Regions from separate parts of the Homo sapiens genome. Here region 1 is linked to region 2. Evidence: read pairs that join two places in POLR2A ChIA-PET (ENCODE). Cell type or tissue: OCI-LY7. All regions are shown on one strand. Each heading gives the region's core, and the rest is flanking DNA. Links, peaks and the distances in the headings are about the cores only.

What was found. Peaks named below come from ENCODE experiments on the same cell type or tissue, not always from the same donor. Only the 100,000 strongest peaks of a DNase experiment are listed, where the experiment ranks them.
Region 1: POLR2A ChIA-PET joins it to region 2 with 5 read pairs; 2 of 35 experiments call an interaction of 5 or more read pairs at or near these places.

Annotation. Positions count from the first base shown.
Region 1 is chr3:9,956,333-9,961,706 of GRCh38, forward strand. No RefSeq gene overlaps it. Among named protein-coding and RNA genes, the nearest start is that of PRRT3, 6.6 kb to the left of the region's middle. In OCI-LY7, for the core only: a CTCF peak has its summit at 1,060; no DNase peak of the experiment used is centred there.
Region 2 is chr3:10,373,628-10,379,001 of GRCh38, forward strand. ATP2B2 (ATPase plasma membrane Ca2+ transporting 2) reads right to left here. Exons shown (of 23, transcript NM_001001331.4): 10 at 4,625-4,783; 11 at 1,803-2,017. Among named protein-coding and RNA genes, the nearest start is that of MIR885, 18 kb to the right of the region's middle. In OCI-LY7, for the core only: no CTCF peak of the experiment used is centred there; a DNase peak (open chromatin) is centred at 2,934; H3K4me3 peaks cover 1,026 bases; H3K27ac peaks cover 2,240 bases.

The DNA.
Region 1 (5,374 bases), core at 252-5,251, 420 kb before region 2:
TACCAAACTGGCCAAATTCAGCCTGAAGGGCTCCTGGAGTCTTAGCCTACTCATTCTCAGATTTTAGCTTCCACCAACACCAACTAAACAAACCTGATCTTTTTAAAGAGGTTTTTTGTTTGTTTTTTGAGACAGAGTCTCTCACTTTCACCCAGGCTGGAGGGCAGTGGCACAATCTCAGCTCACTGTAACCTCCGCCTCCTGAGTTCAAGCCGTTTTCCTGCCTCAGCCACCCGAGTAGCTGGGACTACAGGAATGCACCACCAGGCCTGGCTGATTTTTGTATTTTTGGCAGAGATGGGGTTTCACCATGTTGGCCAGGCCGGTCTCAAACTCCTGACCTCAAGTGATCTGCCTGCCTTGGCCTCCCAAAGTGCTGGGATTACAGGCGTGAGCCACCACACCTGGCCAAGAGTTATTTATTTTTTTTGTGTGTGAAATCTGATGCCACTTTAAAATCAGCAGATCCTTACCCCATTCCCTTTCACTCTCAATTCCCACTTTCTGGAAGTAATTATTGTCAAGTCTTTCTGGTACTTCTGGTTATTTCTTCTGGTATTTATCCTATTTTCACATCAGATTTATGCGGCTAATGTTAATTATTTTCAGTTTTGGGGGTTAATCTATTGACTACTATGAAGATAATATGAAAATGTAGTTCTTCTATTACTTTCCATATTTTTCTGTAGTTTTTTGGTATCATTATTCTGCATTTACAATACTAGAACTGTGAAACAAGTATTCAAGCTGATTCAAGAAGTGTGCTGTGAGGATAATAATTCCCTCTCCAGACATTGTTTCTCCTGCAGTAAGTACTGCTTGGTTTTTCATTTGCTTAATTTTCCATGCATCTATCACTAATTCATTCCCCTTAATCTTTCCTTAAAGTGAAAAACAATTGAAAGATTTAATTTCCCATTCAGATAACATTTTCAGAGATTCACAGAATTCTACAGAGACAACAAACAACATGGTTTCTTCGACAGATGAATGTCTTGAAAAAAAAGGGAGGGAGGGAAAACTGTTACATAAGAGATTTAAGAGATATAGCAACCAAATGCCACGTGGGGGCCTCGTTGGGAGCCTCAGTCAAATAAATCCACTGTGGAAAAGACATTTTAAGACAATTAGGGAAATATGAACACAGATTGAGTCTTAGGACATATTAAGGTATAAGCATGTTTGCATCGGGTGAAATAATGGCCTTGTGGGTTATGTGTAAAAAATTCCATATCTGTTATGATACCTACGACTTATGTGTGAAATGACATACTTGTGATTTACTTTGAAAATATCCAACTTCCCTGCTCCCTCCCCTCCCACAAAAAAGTGATTTTGGGAGATACATTAAAAAATTCTGGGCCAGGGGCAGTGGCTCACGCCTGTAGTCCCAGCACTTTGGGAGGCCAAGTCAGGTGAATCACCTGAGGTCAGGAGTTCGAGACCAGCCTGGCCAACATGGTGAAACCCCGTCTCTACTAAAAATCCAAAAATTAGCCAGATGCAGTGGTGCACGCCTATAATCCCAGCTACTCGGGAGGCTGAGGCACGAGAATCGCTTGAACCCGGGAGGCAGAGGTTGCAGTGAGCCAAGATCGTGCCACTGCACGCCAGCCTGGGTGACAGAGCAAGATTCTGTCTCAAAAAAAAAAAAAAATTCTGGTAAAATAGTGATAATTACTTTATTATTATTTATTTATCGTTTTGAGACAGGGTCTCGCTCTGTCTTCCAGGCTGGAGTGCAGTGGTGCAATGATGGCTCACTGCAGCCTTGACCTCCTGGGCTCAAGCAATCCTTCCACCTCATCCTCCTCGGTAGCTGGGACTACAGGCATGTGCCACCATGCCTGGCTGATTTTTTTTTTCATTTTCTTGTGAGGCCTCACTATGTTGCCTAAACTGGTCTCCAACTCCCAGGCTCAAGTGATCCTCCCGCCTCACCCTCCCAAAGTACTTGGAATGCAGGCATGAGACATTGTGCCTAACCTATTTTACTGTTTTAGAGACAGGGTCTCAATCTGTTGCCCAGGCTGGAGTGCAGTGGCACAGTCATGGCTCACTGTAATCTTCAACTTCTGGGCTCAAGCAACCACCCACCTGCCTCAGGCTCCTGAGTAGCTGGGACTACAGGCATACGCCACCATGCCCAGATAACTTTATTTTTTGTAGAGACAGGGTCTTGCTATGTTGCCGGGCCAGTCTTGAACTCCTGGCCTCAAGCAATCCTCCCACCTCAGCCTCCTAAAGTGCAAGGATTACGGGCGTGAGCCACTGCACCTGGTCAGTACTTTATTCTTTTTACTGCTGAATAATACGCCATTGTATGGCTATACCATATTTCATTTATCCATCTGTTAGCTGATAGACATTTGGGTTGTTTCCCACCTTGTGGCTACTATGAATATTCATGTATACATAATTGTGTAGACATGTTTTCTTTTTCTTCTTTCTTTTTTTTTTTTTTTTTTTGAGACAGAGTCTCGCTTTGTGGCCCAGTCGGTAGCCCAGGCTGGAGTGCAGTAGTGCGATCTCAGCTCACTGCAACCTCTGGCTCTCATGTTCAAGCAATTCTCCTGCCTCAGCCTCCTGAGTAGCTGGGACTACAGGAGGCTCGATCCACCTGCCTTGGTCTCCTAAAGTGCTGGAATTACAGGCATGAGCCAACGCACCTGATCTGGACATATGTTTTCTTTTCTTTTTTTTTTGAGATGGAGTCTCACCCTGTTGCCTAGACTGGAGTGCAATGGCATGATCCTGGCTCACTGCAACCTCCACCTCCCAGGTTCAAGCGATTCTCCTGCCTCAGCCTCCCGAGTAGCTGGGATTACAGTGGCGCGCCATCACGCCCAGCTAATTTTTGTATTTTTAGTAGAGACGGGGTTTCACCATGTTGGTCAGGCTGGTCTCGAACTCCTGACCTCGTGATCCGCCTGCCTCGGCCTCCCAAAGTGCTGGGATTACCGGCATGAGCCATTATGCCCGGCCAGTATGTTTTCACTTCTCTTGGGTATATATCTATTTAGGAGTGGAACTGCTGAGTCATATGGAAATTTTACATTAAAACTTTTGAGGACCTGCCAGACTTTTCCAAAGTAGCCTTGTGACTGGTGGGGAGACTGAGGCCCAAAGAGGGAAACTGTCTTCTGCAAAGCAACACAGTGAGTGTGAGAAAGCAGGAGCTAATCATGGACATGACTTCAATGCTGCGCCTTCTCCTCTGACCGCATTACCATCTCACTCTCACTCCAGTGCTCTCCATACCCACTTCTGCCCCTCCATTCCATTCCTTGCCCAGCAGCAAATCCCTTCACACCAGTCCCTACAAAGGCTTCCTGCTGCCATCATCAGGATGAAGTTCCGCCTCTGAGGGATGACTTATAAGCTCCTCTGCCATCTGGCCCTAGTGCTGCCTCCTCATCTTGTCTTCTGAAGCAGTTTTAGTGAGCTATAATTCGCACCCCACCCCATTCACCCGTTTTAAGTGTACAATCCAAATGTTTATCAGTCCTTTCATACTCTACACTGCAGGGTCATGCAGGTCTTGTTTCAGTTCCATGAAAACACCAACATCTTTGCTTCTGAGACTTTGTGCACACCGTTACCTCTGTTTAGAACAGTCTGTATATTTTTTTCTGGCAAGTTCCTCATGATCTTTCACATCTTAGTTGAGATGTTTCTGCTGGGAAGCCTTCCCTGAGCATTCGGGTTGACTGGATGACCTGCAGGATGTTCCCATGGCCTCCCTAGGATCGTCCCTGTCACAGCATGTACTATAGTAGTCTGAGGTTTTTTGGTTTTTGTTTTTTTTTTGAGATGGAGTCTCACTCTATCGCCCGGGCTGGAGTGCAGTGGCGCAATCTCGGCTCACTGCAAGCTCCACCTCCTGGGTTCACGCCATTCTCCTGCCTCAGCCTCCAAAGTAGCTGGGCCTACAGGCACCCGCCACCATGCCCGGCTAATTTTTTTGTATTTTTTAGTGGAGAGAGGGTTTCACCGTGTTAGCCAGGTTGGTCTAGCAGTCTGAGTTTTTAAGGTCTGTGACTGTGTCTTGTTCATATGCAGTGCCTGGCAACACTCAATTCACTATTGGTTGAATGAACAGAAAGATCTGAAAATATCTAGCATGGCCCTGAGCACACTGTAGAAATCCTGCAAATGTTTGCAGACCGCAATTACTTCCAAGGACAGGGACAGCACCTCCTGTTGGGAACATTCCAGATGGTTTGGATGATTAAAGGTAAGATAAGATATTTTTTGTCTGGTACCCATGCCACTTCTTCAGGCAACAGCATCCCAGTTTTCCTTTGGGGAATCACTCTTATTATACCTTCAGTTCTTATAGTTTATGAGAAGCTAAGCAGTTCCTGGAATTTGCAGTTGACTTAAGGCAGATGAGTTAAGATGCAACCCTAACTTTTCCTAGATTTTTTAAAAAGGGGTGCTTTCTTTTCACTAGGATTACTAATCTCGTGCCTCTATAAGAAAACTAACTGTCTAAGAAGCAGACTTGAGAAAGCAACTGAGTCCTGATGATATCATGAGAGGCCCTGGACCCAGCTGTGCCTGAAGCCAACCACCAGACATTTTAGTTATTGAGTCAATTTCCATTCCTTTTTAATTGCTTGAGTTCAGCTTGTCACCTGCAACTGCAATATTCCTAATCCAGTTAGTAACCCTCTTTCACATACACACATACCCATCACACACCTTACAGACCAAACAGAGGAATCGAGCTGACTTTTGTCCCTAAGCACGGGTTTACCTACTCACCTCAAATCTAAATTGTATTTTTCTGAGTTGTGTTGTGCAGTTGACTGTCAATATTTAGCTTTCCTTGTACGGTACTTTCTATACCAAGCTTGTCTGGCCTGTAGGCTGCATGCCGCCCAGGACAGCTTGGTATGGGGCCCAACACAAATTCATAAACTTTCTTAAAACATTGTTTTTTGTTTGTTTTGTAGCTTATCAGCTATCGTCAGTGTTAGTGTATTTTATGTGTGGCCCAAGACAATTCTTATTCCAGTGTGGCCCAGGGAGGCCAAAGGATTGGACACCCCTGTTCTATTCCATGATCAGCAAGTAGACATTTGCGGTGTCCTAAGTAGTATCAGGTGATAAGTCAAGGTGGATGGAAGAGATGCAATTCTCATTTATAGCCTGGCCCAAATTGAACTCCAAGAAACACACACAATAAGCACTGCTCCCTAAGCCTGTGCGCTGTTCTGGAAAGAGCCTACTAAAACAACCTTGGCTTTTCTTTTTGACTCGCTGATGCCAAGGACAGGTCTGTGCATTTACTACCAGTACAATGGGACAGGAAAGTCTCACACACATTTTTTTATTCTTTGAGATGGAGTTTCACTCTTGTTGCCCA
Region 2 (5,374 bases), core at 171-5,170:
TAGTGTTGGATTTGACATACTGGGTTAAGTACATTATTAAAATTAACTTCACTGGTTTCTTTTTCCTTTTTTAAAATAATGTAGCTACTAGGAATTTTTTCTTCTTTTTTAAAAAATTATTTTATTTTGTAGAGATGGGGTCTCACTATTTGCCCAAGCTGATCTTGAACTTCCGGGCTCAAGCGATCCTCTTGCCTCGGCCTCTGAAAGTGCTGGGGATTACAGGCATGAGTCACCACGTCTGGCTGCTACTAGGAAACTTAAAATTGCACACGTGGCTCACATTCTGTCTCTTTTTGGGCAGTGCTGATCTAAGTGGTCAGTCATCTCTGTGCTCTTGATGGTGGCTCCCAGGTCCAGGCTCAGAGAGGGCACAGTCTGCCTCTCCTGTGTTGGGGTGCTCTCCTAAGTTTATCAAGTGACTGTAAAAGTACCTAACTTTAACACTACCTAAGATGAGCGAAGGTAGCGGGTGCCAGAGATACGAACTGCAGAAGGCGCAGAGGCCTAAAAGCATCTGTATATGATTCTCCCAAACCAGCTCTGTGCAACTTTCAAGGACATCCCCGGGCTCAGTGAAGTGGCTGTGGAGGCCCCCTACTCGTGGCTCTATAACAGTCACCCTCTGCTGGCCCTGGGTCCCAAAGTAGCCTCTTGTTGTGGCCTGTTTGGGCTTTGGTTTGTGGGGATGGAGTTTCCTCAAGAACCTTAAAACAGGAAGACGATAAGGGCCGTATTTGTTACACAGAACTGCCACTTTCTGGCGTCTGTCTAGAGATCTCTTTTCTGTATGAAATTACATCGGAGAGCCCAGCCCAAATTCCAGCTTGGAAACTGATGCTCACCATGCCCTCTGGAGGCTCTGCCAATTTCTCAGAGTGAATGCCTCGTTTATAAACATGGCCACGCCTCCACCCTTGCAGGGACATTCTGGCATGGGGCACTGGGAAACAGAAGCCCTACGCCCGGCCCTTCGAGGTGGAGAAAACATGGGGCAAAGGGAAGAAAATGAGACCCGGGTGTGAGAACCTGGGGGTGACCCAGTAGGGTCAGACTCGCAGTGACTGGGCACTGCAGACAGTCATGGCCTGGGTGCAGGTGGAGGTGCAGCTCTGCCATCAGGGTAGCGCTTAGAAAGGTCCCAGACCAAGCTTCCCCGGAAAACATTCATGACCCCAGCTCTTCATTTAACTGCTTTAAAATTTCTTATATTTTTAGCCTCTTTCCCAAGGGGAGGAGGCTTCTATGAAATCAGACTTCCTTTTTGTTTTTGGCTTACCCCTCACACTTCAGGGAGCCACCTCTGTGATGAGTTTTACAAGCGCTACAGTTGCCCGCGGGGCCTACGACTGAGACCGCCAGACTTCTACGTAAATTTGGTGGGGTAAGGATGAATTCTGGCTTGCACGGTGATGTCTTTATTATTTTTTTAAAATTTTTGAGTTGATTATCAATGTCTAAAAATCACGAGAGTCTACATTAAGTCCAGATTTCTGGCTTCTCTTGGAAAAAGGTGACAATGTGGCAATGCTGGGCCTGCACCCCTGCAAGGCGGCGTGTGGCTGGGCTGAATAACAGCTGCCTCTTCAGCCAGGGTATGGCTCTCTGGTTTGCTACAGGCCCCTGGACTCTATGAAAGCGTCAGAGTTTTGGGGTCCTGCATACATTCTTCTTCCAAGCTCCTAGGGGGTCTATGGGGCTTCTTCGTTCATCTCCCAACCCCAGCACCAGCCCCAGTGATTCCCCCAGGCCCTCAGCTGCAGCTGCATCAGCCGGCTGGTCCTGCTCTCCTCCCCTCTCACCTTCACCGAATAGGCCAACGAGATGGTGACGGCCAGAGGGAGCCCCTCGGGCACGGCGACCACCAGCACCGTCACGCCAATGATGAAGAACTTGACAAAGTACTGCACGTAGACGGGCGTGCACTCAGGCAGCCACGGCTTCTTGTTGACCACGAAGGTGTCCACAGTGAAGTAGAGCACCAGGATGATCACCGTGATGGCTGACATCACCAAGCCTGCAATGTGAGGGACACATGCTTGGGGGGTTCCAGGAAGTGGAGGCTGGGGGTGGTGTGGACCAAATCTTTGGCTGAAAGAGCTCCGGGTCAGGCTGACCCCAGCTCACCTCCCAGCTCTGCCACTCCTTGCTTTATGACCTGTGGCAAGTTCTTGAGACCTTGATCCTCACCGAGCCTCAGTCTCCTGCTCTGTACAATGGGGATGCATACTTCCTCCCCAAGATTTTGTAAGGCTCAAATGTGGTAATAACGCATGCAAAGTGCCCAGCATAGTGCTCGGCAATAGTATGTGCTCGACACATAGTAGGTGCTCAAGAGATGTGTGCCGAGTGACTGTGTGAATAAAGGAGGAATGGTTTGCATTGAGCTTTCACACAATAATGACGTGAAGTTGGTATCATTTATTTATTCATTTATTCGACAAATACCTTTTGAGCACCTATGACACGCCAGGCACATCTTAGTTCCTAGTTTGGGAACTAGGACACAGCAGTAAAGAAGACAAGAGTTCCTGCCCTTGAGGAGCAGACATTCTAGAGGAGGAGGAAGACAAGAAACAAAAAAACGAATACATGAACAAGACAGTTTCAGATATGGTGACACATTGTGAAGAAAAAGGCCAGGATGATGTGATAGAAAGTGACATGGGGGACAGGGGTAGGGAGTGGTTACTTTAGCTAGGGTGGCCAGGGAAGGCTTCTTGGAGGAGGTGGTATTTGAGCAGACACCAGTCGCATGGTGACCTAGGGAAGAACATTCCATGTAGAGGAAACAGCAGGTGGCTTTTTTTTGGATGAGGAAACTGAGGCTCAGATAGGGGAAGTGACTTGCTTGCAGCCACAGGCAAGAGAAATGCTGTAACGGTAGGAACGCAGCTGGGGACCCATCCTGATCCCCTGGGGCTTCCTCTTCAGTTTAGCATGCCCATCCCCCATCTGCTACAGGTGCTACTGCAGGTGCTGCGGAGACTGCTCACACCCGCAGACTCTGACAGAGGAAGAGCCTGCTCAGGTGACTGGGTCCCCTTGTTGGGAAGTGCCTGGGAATGCACTCCCATCTTAACCTGATGGCCAACATCCAGTGGCTGACGTGTTAGTCCCAAAGCCCAGCCATCTGCTTTGAGGTAGGACAGACCCTAGAGTTCTGGGCAGCCATGGACTTTATCCTGAAGACAGTGGGAGTCACGGAGGAGGTTTGAGCAGAGGAGGGCAGGATGGATTTGGGTTGCTCCAGAGCTCCCATGGGATCGGGAGAGGCTGGGAGTTCTCTGGAAATCTCAGCTGCCCCCGGCTTCTTCCCTAGCGTGGACCTGTGCCCCTTGCAGGTCTCACCTGAGAGCACCCTGTCAATAGATCCCCTGCCTACCCATCTCAGGGAATTCAGCCAAAGAGAGAGGCAGAGATGGGCTGTGAACCCAGGAGTGCTTGACTGTGAACTCCATTCTTGGCAGGGCCGAGGTGCAGGAGGGAGAGGAGTGAGGACTTTGAAGGCCATGGGGTTGTTCTCATCGCTTCGTTCCCGGCCCTGTCAGTGCCATGTTTCCATAGAGTCTTCTGCCTGTGGCGGTGGCGATGGCGGTATAGAGGATAGAGGAAATCCCTGGGCCCATAGCTCTCCACCCCCACCTCCAGCTGCGGAGCCTCAGAGCCGGCTCCATCCCTGTCTGACAGTCGGAGGGGCTGGAAGCCAAGCTCCCAGCTAGCCGGGAGCTGTCACCAGGCCCCCAAGTTTAAATTTAGACAGCCAAGCCTGTAATCTGCTTCCCTTCCCCATGCTGTGGTGTCTATAATTAGAGCTGGGGAGACAGCCACAAAGGATCGAGCAGCCAGGTGGGAAGGCCTTGGCATTTGCTACCTCCTTACCCGGGAGGGGAAGCCTAGGCCGTGCCAGAGGGTCGGGGGCTCACTTTGCAGCTGGGCCAGCGGGGCTGTCACCAGCCATCACCTGCAGTTACCACTTTAGTTGGGATGCCCAGTTTGTTGTGCGGGGGCTCAGACCATGGGTTTCTCCCTGGGCTCTTGGCAATGTCCTTCAACCTCTTCAGTTTTTCCTCTGCACTGTGGCCAGGGTGGTCATGATAAAGCCCAAACCCATTCTTGTCTTCCTCTGCTCAAGTCTCTTCCATGGCTCCCACTGTCCTCAGGATAAAGTCTGTGTTGCTTGGAACTTCAGGCCCTGCACCCTCTCCAGCTGCTGCACCTGCCAAGTGCTAATGCTTTGTATGCAGAGTCTCCTTTAACTCCCACAGCAGTCTGTGAAGTGGGGACAACTATTATCCTCATTTTACAGATGAGGATACAGAGGCTCAGAGCTAGAAGTTACTTTCCCAAGTTCTCACAGCCATTGCCGGACAAGAAGGCAGGCCGTCTGCTACCAGAGCCTTGGATTTGCTCGAGCTTCACTCTTCTGTATCACTGAGTGCTAATGGAGTGCCTTCTGTACACAGGACTCAGACTGGGTGCTGTGGTAGAGAAAGGTGGGCTTCAGGCACTCATTCAAGCCCCCCACTTTGCAGATGAGGTAACTGAGGCCGAGCATGGGGCAGGGCTCTGCCTGGGGTCCCCCTGTGAGCCCTGTCCCCTGCCTCCCACCTGCTGCACTCACCCGCCTTCCCGATCTGCACAGCCAGCTTGGTGAGCTTGCCCTGCAGCACGGACTTCTCCTTCTTGTGCATGCTGGCCTTCTTCCTGTCGTCAGCGTCGCCGCCCTCGGCACTCTTGAGGGGCTGCATCTCCATGGCGGCTGCCCCGTCCTGTTGTTTGGCTGCAGGGGGCAGATCACGCACGTGCATACACACAGACACATAGACACACATGCAGGTCAGCCCACAGGGTGGAGACGCTGGCACCCACCCCTGCCTGCCCAGGGTAGGTGCTGACTGCCTGGACTGAGCCCCGCATGGCTGGTGCAGAAGTCCTGTGATGGGGGCCTGCCTCTTCCAGCCGGAGCTATGGATCCCAGTGGTACTCGCTGCCTCAGACCTGGAATCTGGGACACAGCAGGGACTGATGCTGTTACCCTGGATCCCCCTCTCGGCCTGAACAAGCCTGTGAGTCCTACCCTAGGTGGTCCCTTGTCCTTTCCCACATTCAGACAAGACAGACAGGCTTGGGCTCTACCCAGCTGGTCCTTGGGACCTGTTGTGGGATATTAAGTAGCCACTCGACAGGAGGGACAAAAAAGGAGGCTTAGAACGTAAAAGAGGGCAGCCATGGGAGCCAAGTCACTATCCCAGTTGGCGTGGCCTCTTCATGCAGGATGGACTGGAGGGCCCGTGACCCTTTTGGACAGAGACTGAGCCAAACTCCCTACCCCTCAACCTCTAAGGATCTCAAAGTCTTCAGCTGAATGGGG